Linked DNA regions of Homo sapiens: region 2 is linked to region 1. A link is an interaction called in ENCODE POLR2A ChIA-PET data of the cell type or tissue named here. Cell type or tissue: HepG2. All regions are shown on one strand.

Region 1 (4,000 bases):
ATTCTCCACTGTCTTCAACTGATAGGTAGATAGAGACAGGGCCTCCCTCTATTGCCCAGACTGGAGTGCAGCTGTGTGATCTGGGCTCACTGCAGCATAGACTTCCTGGGCTTAAGCAATTCTCCTGCCTCAGCCTCCCACATAGCTGGGATTACAGGTCCATGCTACCACATCTGGCTAATTTTTTTTTTTTTTTTTTTTGAGACAGAGTCTTGCTCTGTCACCAGGCTGGAGTGCAGTGGTGCAATTTCAGCTCACTGCAGTCTCCAACTCCCGGGTTCAAGTGAGTCTCCTGCCTCAGCCTCCCGAGTAGCTGGGATTACAGGCACACACCACCACACCCAGCTAATTTTTTTTTGTATTTTTAGTAGAGACGAGGCTTCACCACATTGGCCAGGATGGTCTCGATCTCCTGATCTTGTGATCTGCCCGCCTCAGCCTCCCAAAGTGCTGGGATTACAGGCGTGAGCCACCATGCCTGGCCACATCTGGCTAATTTTTTAAAAAAATTTTGGCTGGGCATGGTGAGTCACCTGTAATCCCAGCACTTTGGGATGCCAAGGCGAGAGGATCACCTGAGGTCAGGAATTGGAGACTAGCCTGGCCAACATGGTGAAGCCCCGTCTCTACTAAAAACTACAAAAATTAGCCAGGCATGGTAGCAGGTGCCTATAATCCCAGCTACTTGGGAGGCTGAGGCAGGAGAATCACTTGAACCTAGGAGGCAGAGGTTGCAGTGAGCCAAGATCACACCATTGCACTCCAGCCTGGGTGACAGAGTGAAACTCCATCTCAAAAAAAAAAAAAAAAAGAATTTTTTTTTATATATATATAGAGAGAGATATGAGGTCTCACTATACTGCCAAGGCTGTGCAGCGAACTCCTGGGCACAAACTGTTATAAAAGTCCTGTTAATAAATAAATCCTCCTGTTTCCCATATCTGTCTCTCTGGTCCTCTGTTTCCCACAACAAAATGATCCTCCTGTCTTGGCCCCTCAAAGTGCTGGGATTACAGGCATAAGCCACCACGCCCTGCCCTTTTTGGTCTTTATCTCGTCTGCTGCTCTAGTGCCCCTCACAGAAATGTTGATGTTCCCCAGGTTTTGCCCTTGGTCTTCTTCTTTTCTCACTCCACACCTCCCTCAGGTGAGCCTACCCACTCCTGTTGCTTCAGCTTCTTCCAATGGTTCCCAAATCTGTAGCTTCAGCCTAGATTCCTTGCTAAGCCCCCAGCTCAGATATCTAACTTCCTCTGGGTGTCCCTCTAAGTGGATGTCTCCTAAATAAAGCCTGCTGTCTCCCCGTGCCAGTTCCCCCCTCCCCTGCATGCCCTCTCTTGGTACATGACATCACGATCCTTCTGATCATTCCAGCCAAAAACTAAAGGTCAACCTCAATTCCTCTTTTTCCTTACTCCTCATATCTAATCAGTTACAATGACTTGTCTTTTCTTTCTCTTAAATATTTACGTGCCTCTCTCTGTTTCTGTCTTTTCTGCCTCTTAGTCCCATAGGGAGAACCTGAAAGACTGTGACGTATCTGTTGGCTCTGTATGGCTTTAAAAAAAACAAAAACAAACACAAACAAACAAACAAAAACAGGCAAAAGGGAAAGGAGCAATGGATGCACAGGGGAAATGTTCTTTTGCTATTTTTTTTTTTTTTTGTATTTTTAGTAGAGATGGGGTTTTGCCATGTTGGCCAGGCTGGTTTCGAACTCCTGACCTCAAGTGATCCGCCCATCTCAGCCTGCCAAAATCCTGGGATTACAAGCGTGAGCCACCACATGTTTCTTTAGTCTATTCCATTTATAAGAAATGTTGGTATTGGGAGGCGGAGCTTGCAGTGAGCCGAGATCAGGGGCCACTGCACTCCAGCCTGGGCGACAGAGTGAGACTCTGTCTCAGAAAAAAAAAAAAAAAAAGAAAAGAAATGTTGGTATTAGCCACTGTGATTGGCACCAGCTGACATGGTTCCCAGTGGTTTCAACCTCCTGGTATTCTTGCCCTGTGTAATTCAGTCCCCTTGAGTGTGGGCTGGACCTAGTGACTTGCTTCTATTGAATAGGACAAGAGTATTTAACCGCCCGATAGGTTCACCTTGCCTGCTGCCTAGACACAGCCGCTTTATCAAGACAGGGGAATTGCAATGGAGATAGAGTAATTCACACAGAGCCAGCTGTGCAGGAGACCAGAGTTTAATTATTACTCAAATCAGTCTCCCTGAACATTCGGAGATCAGAGTCTTTAAAGATAATTTGGCAGGTAGGCGCTTGGGAAGTGGGGAGTGCTGATTGGTTAGAATGGAGATGAAGTCATAGGGTGTTAAAGTGAGGTTTTCTTGCCATCTTCTGTTCCTGGGTGCAATGGCAGAACTGGTTGAGCCAGACTACCTGTCTGGGTGGTGTCAGCTGATCCATCGAGTGCAGGGTCTGGAAAATATCTCAAGCACTGATCTTAGGTTTTACAATAGTGATGTTACCCCCAGGAGCAATTTGGGGAGGTTCAGACTCTTGGAGCCAAAGGTTGCATGACCCCTACACTGTAATTTCTTTTTTTTTTCCCAGATATTTTATCTTTTTATTAAAATCTCTTACTAAAGCCTTCTTACACTGTCTTGATGCTTCTTGAGTTCGGAGATTTGTTCTCCTTTAATTTCCATTTTCTTGACTAAACACTCTAGTTCACATTCTATCTCGTCACAGACTGAATGGCTTTCAGTTTCCTTCATTTGTTTGAGTAGTTCTTAGTGCTCCATGCTCATTTGGTCCAGCTCATCTTGCATTGCCATCAAAAGTTCAGATAAATTGTCACAAATGGAAATGGACTTTTCTGAGTCAGGAGTAATAGCTTTACACCAGGCAGTTGTTCTAGAAGGCTTGGGGAGACATCTAGTCTCAGTCACGTTAAAAGGTTTCTGAAGGATATGTGGGTCACGATGTTGCCTCATCTTTTCAGCCACAAAAGGCAGTGCTCCAAACTTTGAACAAATTTGCCAAGGTGGTCCTCTCTTTATACATTTAGTTTTCTTTGAAGATTTCTTCTTTTCCTTGGAGTGCTTTAAATTTGAAACTGAAGACATAATTTTACTGATTTCAAGTCCAGTTTGAAGCTCAGAAGCTTTGTCTTGAAATAGCTTACGCTGATGTTCTTCTTCCTTAAGTTTTTCTTCTAAATGTTTAATCTTGTCCTCAGCAGTTTTCTGAGTTGTTGTAAGTCTAAAACACTCTTTTTCTAAGACATCAAGCTTGTCAAGTTTTGCATACAGCTTCATCTGATCTTGTTCTTTTTCCCTCTGAAGCTGGGCCTGTTGTTCTAGGATCATGTTCTTTTCTCGCTCTACATTGAGAACCATTCTCTTTGTATATTCTAGTTGCTTCTCTAGAAGAGTGCAACGAGACTGGGCTGAGCTTAACTGTATACTTACATCTTTTTTCTGCTTTATCAGCTCCTGATGTGCTAGATTTCTCTCATTTGTTTCATTCTCTAAGGCCTTCTTATACTGTGCTGCTTCTCTGGAAAGAATGTTCAGGTCATCTTCAGCTTGTGTTCTCTCCAGCTCTAAACAATGAATTTTTTCCTGAAGAGTTTTTAAGGCTAAAATAAGAGCTTGGCTATTTGGGCTATGAAGTATCTTAGGAGAGGTAACTTCTAAGTTCGCAGGATGGCAATTCTGAGATGGTTCATTCTGGGTGAATGAGGGAACAAATACTCTTTCTGGAGGTTTATGATAGCTTCCTACTATACTATGCATTAATTCAGAATCCATTATCAAGCAGACGCTCTCAGTCAGCCCCTGCCACCGCTAACCGTTGGTTCGCGGGCACCCCCCTAAATTGTAATTTCTAATCTTGTAGCTAATTTGTTAGTCCTGCAAAGGCAGACTGGTCCCTGGCAAGAAAGGAGTCTTTTTTTTTTTTTTTTTTTTTTTGTAGACAGAGTCTCACTCTGTCACCCAGGCTGGAGTGCAGTGGCATGATCCCGGCTCACCGCAACCTCCG
Region 2 (4,000 bases), 950 kb before region 1:
AGCTCCAGCTGCCATCTGACTGCAACTGCAGGAGAGAGTATGACAGCTGAACCTCGATAACCCCCAGAACATGAGAAGTACTCATGACTTGTATTGTTTTAAGCCACTATGCTTTGGGATCATATTATGTAACAGATAACTGCAATATCCCCATGACATAATATGTTTGGAAAGACTGATCTATTCAGGCTCAGCATGTAAAAGACACTCGTGGTGCCCTCTCTCCTCTTGCACCCAGAGCAGACATCACTAATCAATCCCAGCACCCTCCCTGAAGCCAGACCTGCCTTAGAATCTTGTCCAGCTAGAGATCTGGCAGTCACTACAAATTGATTAGAACTGGGCAAAACAGATTTGCTATCAGTGACCTCAGGTTTTAGTAGGCCATGGCGAACAGCAGCCCAGGTTTCTGGACCGACCATAACATAGCCATTGATATCATTTAGTGGCAGCTTAGGAGAAATGCAGGCAAAGTAGCTAGGGCTATTGTCTTTGTAAACTCAAATTGAGAATTTGAGCCAGCAAGTCACCCACGGGGGTCTATGGACATGCTAATTTGCCCAGCTAGCTCCTGAATAACTCCTTCCCAGGCATATCCAGATGGAGCCTCTCGTGGCCCTTACCATTACAATGTTGGAACTTCCCCCGTGAGCCCTCTTGGGAGTGGTTGACACAGGAGCTGGTGTTACCAGCTTAGCACTGAACAGTCAGGTGACCCATTCTGGGCCACAGACTTGCAGACTGACAGGATCCCTGAGAAGAGAAGGGAGGAAGACCCCTGCATCCCCACACACTTCCCACTGGCTGCTGCCACAATGTCACAGCGATGTCACAGTATGTGGCTGGAGAGTGACAGCCCAGCTCCCTGGGGGCATCACCAGGGATCTGATCTGACTTCTCACTCTTCATGCATAAATCTGAGCTGCTGCATCCTACTTTGGTGACCACCACTTAAGTAGGCAGAAAAAAAGCAGCTGCAGGCAAGAGGGGAGTAGAGGAGGCAGGAGACCAAGGCAGAGGCCTGAGAGAGGGAAGAGAGTCGCCTACCTGTTGACAAGCAGGAAGTTGGCCACCAGGCACAGCATGGAGGGCACGGTGGAGGCAACGGCAAGGTAGCTCTCAAAGTAGTTCTGCAAGCACACAAGTGAGGAGGTGCTGCGGTCACTCAGGGATGGAGGTGAGCAGTTCCACGCGAGCAGAGACAGGGCCCCTCTCTGTGGGGCTTCTCCCCACTGTCTTCAGACACCCAGGAGCCGTGGGTGAGCCCACCTCCAAACAAGGCCCCACCCCATCTCCAGCCTAAGACCGCTCACTCAGCCACTCAACAAATAGCTGCCAATGTCAGCTGTACTAAGTGCTAGAGGCATAGGAAGGATAAGTCGTTCCTGTCCCCAGTGAGGCCCTTGGTGCTGTGCAGCCCACACTTCTGCCCATGGACTGAGGCCATGGGGACAGAACTCAGTGTTATGTCTGAAAAGAAAAGTTTGACCTATCAGCCTTCTTGGCCTATCACCAAAATGCAAGACTATCCACGTTTTTGTTTTTAAGTTTTTAGTAGAGACGAGGTCTTGCTATGTTGCCCAGGCTGGTCTCAAACTCCTGAGCTCAAGTGATCCTCTCGCCTTGGCCCCGCAAAGTGCTGGTATTACAGGCATGAGGCACCGCTCGCTTGGGTTTTCTTGTGACCCAACCACATTCTCGCTTTCTTGCCACAAAGTGACCTCTTAGATATACAAGAGGCCCTGCTCCCTACAGGGAAACTCTGTTCTCACTCTGGATTTTCTCTCTTGATAGAGCAGCTACAGAAGGTCAAAGCCATTTGGGGAAGTAGCTCCTAGATTGCACAGAATGAGGAAAAAGGGCATTTTCTGGCAGCAGCTCAGGGGTGTGACAAAGAACTGTGCAAACACAGACAGATGAATTGCCTGATTATGATGTGCTGGAACTCACAGCTAAAGCAGCTGTGTGGCAGCTGTATGTGTCTGTGAAAACTCAAAGAATGTCCAGTCATTAGGATGGACTGTACTATGTGTGCATTATCTCTTAATATACCTATCTTTAAAAACAAAACAAGGCTGGGCATGGTGACTCATACTTGTAATCCCAGCATTTTGGGAGGCCAAGGTGGGAGGATGGCTTGAACCCAGGAGACCACCCTGGGCAAATAGTGAGACTCTGTCTCTACAAAAAATAAAAAAATTAGTCGGGCATGGTGGTATGCACCTGTAAGTCCCAGCTACTCAGAAGGCTGAGGCAGGGGGATTGCTGGAGCAAGGAGTTCGAGGCTGCAGTGAGTAAACCACTGCACTTTAGCCTGGGCAACAGAGTGAGACCCCATCTCTAAAAAATAACAGAAAGAAAGATGTCATGGGCCCCTTTGAGTCTGAAGCACAAGCCTTCCATAGTTCCCTTTGAAGCCTGCAGAGTGCTTTGTGGTCTTTGAAATCTGTACCCTGAATATAAGGCTGTGGTGGCCTTGCAATTAAAATGATAATCGCAGCTAGTGAGGTCCGTCAACCATGAGCCTGAGAAATAGCCTTTGAGCTGCACCTCATTGTTCCTGCCCTGATGGGCTCAGTAGAGCCTGGACTGGTCGGGGGCACTCAGTCAATTACATCTTGACACAGTGGCTGGGCCTCTGAGGCTGGGAGGACACTGAGTAGAATGAAGGAGAGAGGCCCTTAGGAGGAGAGGGCTGCAGATGGGGCTGCGTCTGCCCCCAGCCCAAGCCCCGGTGAGGCCCCTTCATCCAGTGGCTGCTCGATCTGTGTAATGCAGAATCTCTGATGATTTTGTTTCTTCGAGCAGGCTCAGGTTCCCTGAATGAGAATTTTTCAGGTAACTGAATGTGCCTGTTTGTTGATATTGAAGCAGTAAAAGGTATCATTTAATGTTGAAAAGCTTTTTGGATATTGACCACTGGATAAGACTCTGAGTCTCTTTCTGTTGTCTGGGCCCATTTCTCTGCCTTACAAAGAACTCAGAGAACAGACTTGAGGCCAGGCCATCATTCCATGAGCACAGATCAGGAGATGGAGATGCACATGGTGACAGGAGTTGACTCAGCACATCCCACAGAATTTATAAAAACAAACCACTTAATTCCTGATAGAAACACATGGTGGGTTGTATTCAATTATTTGCTGCTTTTGCCTATAGGAAAAGTTCTAAAATGAGGTGTGGTGGCAGACTCTAAGGTGGCCCGTGATCCGTGCCTCCTGATGCTCACACCTGTGCGATGCCCTCCCCTGAGTGTGGATGAGACCTGTGGCTGCTTCCAACCGAGAGAGTAGAGCAAACATGAGGTGTTACATAGGACTGTAGCACCCACATTGCTGGACTCTTTTCCTCCCTTGCCAGATTTGGGGAGGCAAGTGGCCATGTTGGGGAACCCTACCTGGCATGGAACCCCAAGTTGCTGAGGGCGGTCTCCAGCCCTCTCCCCACAAGAAACTGAAGCTCTCAGGCCTACAACCACTAGGAACTGAATTCTGCCAACAACTGGAGTGGGCTTGGAAGTGACCTTTCTCCAGCTAAGCCTCAGAGGAGACTGTAGCTCTGGCTGACTGATTGCAGCCTTGTGCAAATTCAGGCAGGAGACCCAGCTAAGCTGTGCCTGGACTTCTGGCCCACAGAAACCCTGTAATTATAAATCCAGGTTGTTTTAAGCCACTCATTTGTAGTATTTTGCTAGGCAGAGATAGATTCCTAATTCATGAGGGTTTCCGATAGCTGGGTTCCTACTAATCAGGGTTTTCCTGAATATTTCAGCCTTCCTGTTTCAATTTAAATTCAGTTCCTTGAAGAAAACCAGGACAGTTGATCATGTTCCTTTCTTTGACCCCCCAAGAGACAGGAGGAGCAGTGTGCTCACCCATGAGGGGCACAGAGGGTTAGCACACCAGTCCCTGCAGCCCTTCCCCACCAAACCCTCTGCTGAAATTAGGGTTTTTGCAGGTGGCATGTGCTGATTTCAAGAAACGGACTTAGTGGATGTTGC

What was found. ChIA-PET counts read pairs that join two places held together with the same protein. Peaks named below come from ENCODE experiments on the same cell type or tissue, not always from the same donor. Only the 100,000 strongest peaks of a DNase experiment are listed, where the experiment ranks them.
Region 2: POLR2A ChIA-PET joins it to region 1 with 6 read pairs; 2 of 35 experiments call an interaction of 5 or more read pairs at or near these places.

The regions. Positions count from the first base shown.
Region 1 is chr10:70,389,194-70,393,193 of GRCh38, reverse strand. It overlaps the pseudogene CEP57L1P1. Among named protein-coding and RNA genes, the nearest start is that of LRRC20, 8.6 kb to the right of the region's middle. In HepG2, no CTCF peak of the experiment used is centred here; no DNase peak of the experiment used is centred here.
Region 2 is chr10:71,341,339-71,345,338 of GRCh38, reverse strand. It overlaps SLC29A3 (solute carrier family 29 member 3), which reads right to left. Exons shown (of 6, transcript NM_018344.6): 3 at 1,048-1,130. LOC105378353 (a long non-coding RNA gene) reads left to right here. Exons shown (of 3, transcript XR_946051.3): 2 at 3,958-4,000. Among named protein-coding and RNA genes, the nearest start is that of SLC29A3, 24 kb to the right of the region's middle. RefSeq lists an enhancer at 398-1,103. In HepG2, no CTCF peak of the experiment used is centred here; a DNase peak (open chromatin) is centred at 1,888.